Regions from separate parts of the Homo sapiens genome. Here all the other regions are linked to region 2. A link is a contact called in ENCODE Hi-C or POLR2A ChIA-PET data. All regions are on one chromosome and are shown on one strand. Each heading gives the region's core, a stretch centred on a gene start or an enhancer-like site at or near the end of the contact. The rest is flanking DNA. Distances are from core to core; before and after follow the strand shown. Region 1 has its middle 18 kb from the start of MYL3. Region 2 overlaps NBEAL2 (neurobeachin like 2). Region 3 overlaps KIF9-AS1 (KIF9 antisense RNA 1).

What was found. Hi-C counts contacts between places; a loop is a spot of excess contacts on that map. ChIA-PET counts read pairs that join two places held with the same protein, here RNA polymerase II (POLR2A). Pooled maps may share reads with other maps.
Region 1: a pooled map shows a loop between it and region 2 (5-fold over the local background). The contact joins two enhancer-like sites. A Hi-C loop is called at or near these places in 7 of 37 single-sample maps with no recorded cell type and 4 of 50 pooled maps.
Region 3: a pooled map shows a loop between it and region 2 (3-fold over the local background). The contact joins two enhancer-like sites. A Hi-C loop is called at or near these places in 1 of 168 maps with a recorded cell type or tissue (GM12878), 3 of 37 single-sample maps with no recorded cell type and 4 of 50 pooled maps. POLR2A ChIA-PET finds 5 or more read pairs at or near these places in 1 of 52 experiments (activated CD4-positive, alpha-beta T cell).

Annotation. Positions count from the first base shown.
Region 1 is chr3:46,843,944-46,847,284 of GRCh38, forward strand. No RefSeq gene overlaps it. Among named protein-coding and RNA genes, the nearest start is that of MYL3, 18 kb to the right of the region's middle. RefSeq lists silencers at 1,794-1,893, 1,944-2,223 and an enhancer at 2,316-3,049. Within about 2 kb of position 1,993, at least 32 of the 41 ENCODE cell types and tissues checked have a DNase peak (open chromatin) inside an H3K27ac peak, as active enhancers do.
Region 2 is chr3:47,006,500-47,009,760 of GRCh38, forward strand. It overlaps NBEAL2 (neurobeachin like 2), which reads left to right. Exons shown (of 54, transcript NM_015175.3): 46 at 567-656; 47 at 742-851; 48 at 1,026-1,198; 49 at 1,317-1,411; 50 at 1,571-1,687; 51 at 1,784-1,942; 52 at 2,021-2,169; 53 at 2,490-2,625; 54 at 2,720-3,202. The coding sequence ends at 2,821. Among named protein-coding and RNA genes, the nearest start is that of NBEAL2, 28 kb to the left of the region's middle. RefSeq lists a silencer at 2,621-3,130 and an enhancer at 2,760-3,261. Within about 2 kb of position 1,557, at least 3 of the 41 ENCODE cell types and tissues checked have a DNase peak (open chromatin) inside an H3K27ac peak, as active enhancers do.
Region 3 is chr3:47,223,384-47,226,757 of GRCh38, forward strand. All of the region lies in intron 2 of KIF9-AS1 (KIF9 antisense RNA 1), which reads left to right. Among named protein-coding and RNA genes, the nearest start is that of SNORD13J, 26 kb to the right of the region's middle. Within about 2 kb of position 2,013, at least 2 of the 41 ENCODE cell types and tissues checked have a DNase peak (open chromatin) inside an H3K27ac peak, as active enhancers do.

The DNA.
Region 1 (3,341 bases), core at 743-3,242, 160 kb before region 2:
AGGCCTTCCTAGGACACCCTCAAAAACTGTGTCCCCCATCCTTCCAAATCCTCCTTATCCTCCTTTAATTTTTCCCATAGTACTTCGCACAGTCTAACATACTATGTATTTTTCTCACACATATTACGTTTTCTGGGGCAAAGATTTTTACGACTACTTTCAATGGTGAAAATCGCAATTACTTTTGCACCAACCTAATACATTGGGTATCTTCCTCTTTCATAAATTCTTCCTCTTGTAAACTTTATGTGGGCAGATTTTTTTGTCTGTCTTGCTTATTGCTGTATTCCCAGCACCTGAAACATGTCTGGCACTCGATAAACATCTGTTAAATGAATGAATGAATCAGTGAGTGAATTAATAAATAAATAGATCCTATATAGCCTAGCAGTTAGGAAAAATAAAGAAATAAATAAATAGAAATGAAGTGGAGATAGAACACATTGATACCTGTAAGTGCTTAGTGCACTGCCTAGCACACACTAAGTGCTCAATAAATATTAGTCACCCTTATTCCTTATTGTAGTTATAGTTGTTACCTTCACGAGGAGCCTCAAGCATCTGAAAGGTGCAGGCACCAGAGCAAGCAAAATCTCCCAGCCACTATCTGTATCCAGCCGCCTGCCTCCCTGTCTACTGCATCTCCTCTCCTGGTTTCCCTGCTCCTTCTGGGGCTGCTGGTCTCCCTCTCTGCTACTGGAGCCTGTGTCCCCCTCTGGTTCCCTCAATCTTTGTCCCTCAATTACAGATGGGACTTCTGGACTCTCCACAGTGCCTCAGGCAGAGTCCCCCTAAGATATCCTGAACCCGACTGCCTGCTTCTACTCTCCTCCATTCTGTTCCCCCCATTCCACCCCTTCACTTGTTCCAGCGTCCAGGCTGTTGCCTTAGGATTCTGCTCCCACCCTGAGACCCCCCACCCCACCAACGCCGCCACATTCCACCTAAGCGCCCATCCTCTAGAAAGCCTTTGCTGACACCCTCCCCAACCTTTTGGTGCCCACAGCCTCCCCCCGACCCCCCACCGTGCTGATCCCTTACGAAGCACTCTCATTCTGCTGGAACCTCTGTGCTGTCCCTGTCTCCCCCAAGGCTGACAATTTCCCAAGCTCCCCCTCCTCCCACAATGCCCCACCCAGGAAGCCCAGGGCCTGATCTCTGGCGCCTCAGCTCCTGAGACCCCCCTCCCCCTGCCGTCTAGAAACGTTCCTGGAATCCACCGACCCTCCCCACAGTGTTCCCTCTCTAATCCCCACAACAGTCTCAACCCTACAGTGGAGGAAATGAGTGGCGAGAGGTTAAGCAATTTGCCAAGATCACACGAGGCAGGAGTAAAGCGGGGCTTGAACCCAGGGCCCTGGGCAGGGCTGGGGTGCGGGGGCTGGCAGGGTATCGACCCAGGGTACACAACACAGCAGTCAAACAGATAGACAGAGTTTTGGATGAGCCAACGGCTGAGATGGGACGAGAAGCCAGCGCCTCCTCCCTGCGCGTCTGTCTGCAGGCCAGGGGCTCACACGGGAGCCGGCTCCTGCCCCCTGGCCCAGGGCCAGCCGTCATCCCCATGAGGTCAGCCACAGCTGGCGATTTCGGGGAAATACCAGCTCCTTATTAAAAACAGGCGGTGGTCAGGCCCCCGCTGCTTTCCCAGTAGAAACTGGAGTGTTTGTTCCAAAAGGAACAAGAGTGGGCAGGGCCTGGCCAGGGCCCTGAGGCGGGAGGCTTGAGCTGCAGTACCTGGTCAGGGTGTCCCGGGAGCTGCGGGGAGAGGAAGTGGAGGGGACAGCCCCAGTCCGGCAGTCGCGGGTGGGGGCTAGCAAAGGCAGCCTGTGTGAGGGGCGGGCACCGGCCCGGGAGGGGATGGTCCCACAACACCTCGAGGCTGCGCCGACCAGGGAGGGGTTGTGGACTGTGACCTCCACAGCTGCACCCCCCACCCCGGCCCGGGGACAAATCTCAGGCAGTGGGCAAGGCCTGAGAAAAAGCAGGCTCATGGCGATAAGTCCCTCCTCTTCCGGGGTAGGCAGCCGCCACCCGCGCCCCTGTGCCCAGAGCCTGCAGCCCCCGCCTCCAGGAGATCTGCGGAGGCCTCCCCTGCAGGGGGCGCGAGTGGGCCATGCCTCCCCCGGCCCCGGCCCAGGCCCCGGCCCACCCCGCCACTCTCCGCGCCAGCACAGGCCGCCCTGCATCTGGAGCGAGTTAGGGTTGGCGGCCTGGCGGGCGGCGGCGTGAGCTCATCCCGGCCCGCCCCGCTGCGGTTTCCACGCGGCTGTGAAGGGAACAGAACACAGAAACGCCGCGCCGAGGGCCGGGCCGGAGGAGCACAGAGGAGCGGCCGCTCCTCCCGGGATGTGGGTGGGAGTGGGAGAGGCGGGAGTGTGTATCACTGGCGCGTCGCCGAGGGAGGCTGAGCCCTGGGAGCCGGCCACCAGCATGCGTCGCTGGTGTCACCGTGTGTGGTGGCTTGCGAGGGTGTGTGTGTCCCGAAGGGAAAACACTGTGCGTGTGATAAGTTGCACACCTCCCAACACACACTCCTCGTTTTACAAAAATCAGCAGCTGAGGGCAGAGGACAAGGAGGGCTGGCCAGTGCACAAACTGGGGCTTGGCTCCCACCCGGGGCCTGTGTCCCTGAGTGGATGCAGAAGCTCTGGACCAACCAGCCCAGGTGTCTGGCAGGGCCCAGGGCCCACCTCCCCAGACACACACATACTTTTCCTGGTCACTGCCCCCCTCACACTCCCCCCAAGGAGCCCAGGCATCTTCTCCTTCAGGAAGGAGAAAGGAACCCCTCACACCAGGGTATTGGCTAACAGAGACACTCACAGCCCACACGGAAACAGGAACACATACCTGGACACAGGCTCACACCTGGAAGCACACCCAAGGAAAGCACTCCTGCTCTTGGAATCCTAGTTGGGAGAGCCCACCAGCAGGCTGTGAGGCAGTGGCAAGGCTTGAAAAGGCTTCTTGGTGAGATGCCCCTTCCCTCTGCCAGGGGCTGGGAACAGGAAGGCTGGAGGTCACTGAACCTTGAACCTTAGCGGCCCCAGCACCTTGTGATGGGCCCTGAGGGTACCGCCCTGTGTGAAGGGCCTCAGAACCCCAGCACTCCCAAGGACCGGAGCCAAGGTGGGGATATGGGCACTGTAGTGATATTGATCACCAGACACCGGGGGGGGAGCTGGGCTGGAGTGGGTGCTTCGGAGCATCCAAGGTTCCCTCCACCCATCAGGCCAGTCCTCACCTTGGGCACTCGCCTCAGGGACCTACTATCCCAGCTTCGGGTAGATGTCACCCAGCTGCACTGGGAACTATGGGAGGTAGCCCAGGCCATGCAG
Region 2 (3,261 bases), core at 307-2,806:
CCCACTGTCCTTACCAACCACGTGGGGCAGATGGGAATCCTAATCAAGGTCACTGATTTCAAGGCACCTTAGAAAATGAGCTAAACATGGGAAGAGTATGGGGGCAGGAGGGGTGCCTTCTTCATCAGGGCCAGGATAAAGTGTCGACTCAACAAGCTCTGAAAGCCTTAGGGAGATCAGGAGGGAGATCTGTCCTTGGACCCCTTCCATCGCCTTCCTAGACAGGAACATTCCTGAATGTTGCCCCCAGGCCTGACTTTTTTTTTAGGTTTCCCTCTCTTCCTGCCTTTGGGCTAGGGGGACAAGGAATAACAGGGTGAGAGGACCAAGTTGAAACTAAGTGTGATACTCTGGAAGCATCTTCCATGTCTGTCCCAGCTTCTCACCCACTTTCTGAGATGCCCTCCTAAAGTCTCTGCCTGTTTCTTGGAGGGAACCTCTGCATCTGTGACACCTACTCTATGACCCCTGGGGACTGACAGTAAAGGAAGGGATGATGCTTCAGGGAGCAGATAGTGTAATCTGATAGTACTCAGGCATAGCTAGGCCTGCCCTTGCCCCTGCAGGTTGTCAGTGATGGTGTACCCCTGGTGCTAGCCCTGGTCCCCCACCGGCAGCCCCACTCCTTCATCACCCAGGGTTCCCCAGACCTGTTGGTAAGTGCATTGTGCAGAGCCCCAGCTCAGCTCCACTCCCCCTTGCCTCTGCCAGAAACCCACCTCTGCCCCCTCCTGCCTGCAGGTGACTGTGAGTGCCAGTGGGCTGCTGGGCACCCACAGCTGGTTGCCCTATGACCGCAACATAAGCAACTACTTCAGCTTCAGCAAAGACCCCACCATGGGCAGCCACAAGTAGGACAGAGGGCTGTGGGTGGGGTGGGCTACAAATGCCCTGCACCCGGAATTATTCCCCTCCCTAATCAGAATGTAGGCCAGCTGCAGGGGAAAGGTCTGGCCAGGCTCCCTGAGGGCCTGGGTCTCTTCCATGTGGCCTGGCCTCACTTGCTATCCCCCTCACTGGGTCAGGACGCAGCGACTGCTGAGTGGCCCGTGGGTGCCAGGCAGTGGTGTGAGTGGACAAGCACTGGCAGTGGCCCCGGATGGAAAGCTGCTATTCAGCGGTGGCCACTGGGATGGCAGCCTGCGGGTGACTGCACTACCCCGTGGCAAGCTGTTGAGCCAGCTCAGCTGCCACCTTGGTATGAACAGCCTTGGAGCTGGGGAGAATGAGGCACACAGGTATGGGGCCGGGTTCTGAGGCTGGCCAGGGCGGATGTGACTCCTCCGTTCTGCCTGTACCCTCCCCTTCCCATGCAGATGTAGTAACCTGCCTTGCACTGGACACCTGTGGCATCTACCTCATCTCAGGCTCCCGGGACACCACGTGCATGGTGTGGCGGCTCCTGCATCAGGTGTGCCTCGTGGGCAGCTCTGTGGGGCCCCCGTAGCCCAGACCTGCAGCCCATCCGTCCCTCAGTGGCCTTCCAGTCCTGTCCTCCTCTAGTCTTGGACAAGGCCTTCATTTCCTGAGCCTCAGGGGACAGTCCTAAGCCAACCCTGGTCCTCCACAGGGTGGTCTGTCAGTAGGCCTGGCACCAAAGCCTGTGCAGGTCCTGTATGGGCATGGGGCTGCAGTGAGCTGTGTGGCCATCAGCACTGAACTTGACATGGCTGTGTCTGGATCTGAGGTGTGTGTATGCATGTGCCCTGGGGAGGGTGAGTTTCCTGGGCAATCCCCCTGGAGCCCAGACTCCTGCCCAGGACCCTAAGTTGCCTTCCTGCAGGATGGAACTGTGATCATACACACTGTACGCCGCGGACAGTTTGTAGCGGCACTACGGCCTCTGGGTGCCACATTCCCTGGACCTATTTTCCACCTGGCATTGGGGTCCGAAGGCCAGATTGTGGTACAGAGCTCAGCGTGGGAACGTCCTGGGGCCCAGGTATGGGGAAGGGGTGCCCAGCAAAGATGGAGGGGCAGTTGGGATCCTGTCCTTGCTGACACTCCCTGCTTCCTCCAGGTCACCTACTCCTTGCACCTGTATTCAGTCAATGGGAAGTTGCGGGCTTCACTGCCCCTGGCAGAGCAGCCTACAGCCCTGACGGTGACAGAGGACTTTGTGTTGCTGGGCACCGCCCAGTGCGCCCTGCACATCCTCCAACTAAACACGTAAGCCCCCCATTTATGGGTTCATGGCCCCTGAAGGTGGTGGTCATTGGTGTAGGATAAAGGCCCTAGGAACCCACACACCATACATGTTTGTGGGCACATATTTCAAGGTTTGTTACCTGTCCCTTCATCTTCCCATGGGGAGGTCTTGCCCTGGGCCTCCGCTTAGCCACAGTTGTGGGAGATTTCTTTGTGTATAAGAATTTCAATTTAACCATCCTTAAAATGAGGACAGAGAGGGTATATGGGATAAGGGATATCTGCTGGTCGCAAAGCCCCCTTGCAGTCGCAAGTTGGTGTATATCCCCTCTCCCTTCCAGACTGCTCCCGGCCGCGCCTCCCTTGCCCATGAAGGTGGCCATCCGCAGCGTGGCCGTGACCAAGGAGCGCAGCCACGTGCTGGTGGGCCTGGAGGATGGCAAGCTCATCGTGGTGGTCGCGGGGCAGCCCTCTGAGGTGAGGATGGGGCGGGGGTGGGGAGGCCCCTCGAACGGGGCGGGGCGTGGCGCGGCGATCCCAGCTGATCCTACTCAACCCTTACGCCCACCAGGTGCGCAGCAGCCAGTTCGCGCGGAAGCTGTGGCGGTCCTCGCGGCGCATCTCCCAGGTGTCCTCGGGAGAGACGGAATACAACCCTACTGAGGCGCGCTGAACCTGGCCAGTCCGGCTGCTCGGGCCCCGCCCCCGGCAGGCCTGGCCCGGGAGGCCCCGCCCAGAAGTCGGCGGGAACACCCCGGGGTGGGCAGCCCAGGGGGGTGAGCGGGGCCCACCCTGCCCAGCTCAGGGATTGGCGGGCGATGTTACCCCCTCAGGGATTGGCGGGCGGAAGTCCCGCCCCTCGCCGGCTGAGGGGCCGCCCTGAGGGCCAGCACTGGCGTCTGCGGCCGCAGCAGCACTTTTTGCACAGTCTGGGGCGGGGTTCCCCGGCTTCCAAGTCGCTGTTTCGTCAAAGCACGAGGGCCGCCTGTGGCCTTAATTCCTAACGGCGGCCCCGGTTCTCCCTTCTCGGCAATAAACCAGGCCTAGTTTTGTAGCTGCTCCGTCTCCGAGTGTGCGTTCGCGCGCAGCGTCTCGGCCTGCCATGGCCACCGT
Region 3 (3,374 bases), core at 763-3,262, 220 kb after region 2:
TGCCTATAATCCCAGCACTTTGGGAGGCCAAGGCAGGAGGATCACTTGAGCCCAGGAGTTCAAGACCAACCTGGGCAATATAGTGAGAACTTGTCTCTATAGAAAGTTAAAAAAAAAAAAATTAGCCAGGATTTTTAGTGGGATGATTGCTTGAGCCCATTAAAAAAAAATTAAAGCTGTTAAAATAATGTTATATATATCATACATATATTCTTTTTTATGCTTCTTTTTTGTTTTCTTATTTTTACTTTTCTCCTCAAATTCCATTTACATATATATATATAGACAGGGTCTCACTCTGTTGTCAGGTTGGAGTGCCACCATGCCCAGCTAATTTTTTATTTTATTTTTATAGACATGGGATTTTGCCATGTTGCCCAGGCTGGTCTCGAACTTCTGGGCTCAAGCAATCCTCCTACCTCAGCCACTCAAAGTGCCAGTATTACAGTCATGAGTCACTGTGCCTAGCCTAAGTATTTTAAGATGTTATCATTTCATTGACAAGCCCACAAACAATATATCAACTATTTTTTTCTTTGGCTCCATTCGTGTATGTGTGAATTTGTGTGTTTATGCTGGGAAGTCCTGGGAAAGTTCCATTTAGTGGAAAACATGCCCAGAGGAGTTGTTCTACCCAAAGGGGAGAAAGTTGAGATAATAATCCACTGATTTATTGGTTGAGGGTTGCTCCTAAAGGTGTCGTTAACTCCCTGGCATTTGGAACTACCCTGAAGCAGATGAACACCTATGTAGACAAAGCCTTTATGTGGAAAGTTGCAGATGCTTTCACTAGGAAGCCATTAGCAGGAATGGCAAGTGCAAGGGACTGTGTCAAGGCATGACAGCATCTGCTACAGAATGTGACATTTAAAGCCGGGTGTGGTGGCTCATGCCTATAATCCCAGCATTTTGGGAGGCTGATGCAGGCAGACCACTCGAGGTCAGGAGTTTGAGACCAGCCTGGCCAACATGGTGAAAAACCCCGTCTCTACTAAAAAAAAAAAAAAAAAAAAATACAAAAAAAAAATTAGCTGGGCGTGGTGGTGCGCGCCTGTAATCCCAGCTACTTGGAGGCTGAGGTGTGAGAATTGCTTGAACTCAGGAGGCAGAGGTTGCAGTGAACAGAGATCGCACCACTGCACTCCAGCCTGTCAAGAGAGTGAAACTCTGTCTCAAAAAAGGGCCGGGCGTGGTGATTCACGCCTGTAATCCCAGCACTTTGGGAGGCCGAGGCAGGCGGATCACGAGGTCAGGTGATTGAGACCAGCCTGGCCAAGAGACCAGCCTGGCCAATATAGTGAAACCCCATCTCTACTACAAATACAAAAGTTTGCTGGGTGTGGTGGCACGTGCCTGTAATCCCAGCTACTTGGAAGGCTGAGGCAGGAGAATCGCTTGAAGCTGGGAGGCGGAGGTTGCAGTGAGCCAAGATTGTACCATTGCACTCCAGCCTGGGAGACACAGCGAGACTCCGACTCAAAAAAAAAAAAGAAAAGAAAAAAGTGACATTTAAGCAAGGACTTAGGAAAGTGAATCATGTGGACATGTAGGGAAAGAATGTTTTAGGCAGAGGAAACAGCCATTGCAAAGGCCTGGAAGCAGGAGCTGTCTGTCTGGCATGTTGGGAGGAAAAGTAAGGAAGCCCATGTGGCTGGAGTAGAGTGAGCAAGGGGACAGTAGATGAGACAAGAGTAGAGAAATCATAGAAGTCACGATTATATAGGATCTTGTGGGATGTTTTAAGGACTTGGGTTTCACTCTGAGCAAAATAGGAAACCATTAAAAATTTGAGAAGAGGTGTAATGTGATCTAACATATTTCAGAAGGTCAACCAGGGCTAGACCTGGTGGCTTGTAATCCTACCTACTCTGGAGGCTGACATGGGAGGATTGTTTTAACCCAGGAGTTCGAGGATGCAGTGAGCTAGGATCATGCCACTGCTCTCCAGCATGAGGAAAAAAAAAAAAAAAAAGGTTCAGCCAGGCTGCTGTTCTGGAAATAGAGAGCAAAAGGAGAAGCCAGGAGACAGGAAGCTGTTGCAATATCCAGGCAAGAAGTGGTGAGAAATGGTCAGATTTTGAATATAGGAGGAAGGTAAAGCCTACTGAATTTCTGGATAGATTCAGTGTGAGGTCTGAGAGAAGAGAGGAATGAAGTACAAAACTAAGGATTTTAGCCTGAGCAATTAGGCTAAGGAAGGTTATGGGTAAAGTATGTTTAGGGAGACAATTAGACATTCGGTTTTCTAGCTCACCTCTTCACCAGTGATGAAGCCTTCAGGGTGCCATCTTTATTCAGGCAGTCCCATTTCCAGCTTCCTATATGGCATGAACTGACGTCTTATTTCTCATACTTATGTGGACATTTAACCTTCAAAAGTAACAATCCGCTCACATACCTTCTCCTAGTCCCTAGAAGACATAGCCAGTTCACACGCTGACCACTCAGGTTTTCAGTTCCTCCTTTATGTTCAGCTCCTGACAGTTCCCTTTCTTGCTTGCAAATCTTACTTTGTACAGTCGTCCCTTGGTATACATGTGGGATTGGCTCCAGGGCCCCTTCCATATGCCAAAATCCACACATAAGTCCTGCACTCAGTCCTGCGGAACCTGCACATACAAAAAGTTGACTCTCCACATATGCAGATTTTGCATCCCTTGAATACTGTATTTTCAATCCACCTTTGGTTGAAAAAATCCCATGTATAAGTAGACTTGTGCATTTCAAACCCGTGTTGTTCAAGGGTCAACTGTATTTCTTTTCTCTTTTTCTTTTTTTTTGAGACAGAATCTCTGTTCCCCAGGCTGGAGTGCGGCAGCATGATCTCAGCTCACTGCAGCCTTCGCCTCCCAGGTTCAAGCAATTCTTGTGTCTCAGCCTCCCAAGTAGCTGGGATTACAGGTGTGCACCACCACACCCGGCTAATTTTTGTATTTTTAGTAGAGACAGGTTTTTGCCATGTTTGCCAGGCTGGTCTCAAACTCCTGGCCTCAAGTGATCTACCTGCCTCAGCCTCCCAAAGTGCTGGGATTACAGGCATGAACCACCACATGTGGCCTCAAGGGTCAACTGTATTTAAAAGAATGTTATATTTTAGTCAGCACCTCTATTTGTAGCAGGAATGTTTTCAGATTATCTCACCTGTCACATTGTTGCAACTGGAAGTCCCTCCAGGGGTGACTTGGCTGGCAAATTAACTCAGCAGGAACTATTTTCTGGAATGACAGACCCATCTGAATGAACACAACACCCCTACCTTCCTGCCATACTGGAAGCATCGACTCCTGGAAGCATCAGTCAGGGGAAGAGAAAGGAGCTGGAGGAGGGAGAGGGCAGAGCCCCCAAGGCAATCCTATCACTTTCTTCAACAAAAT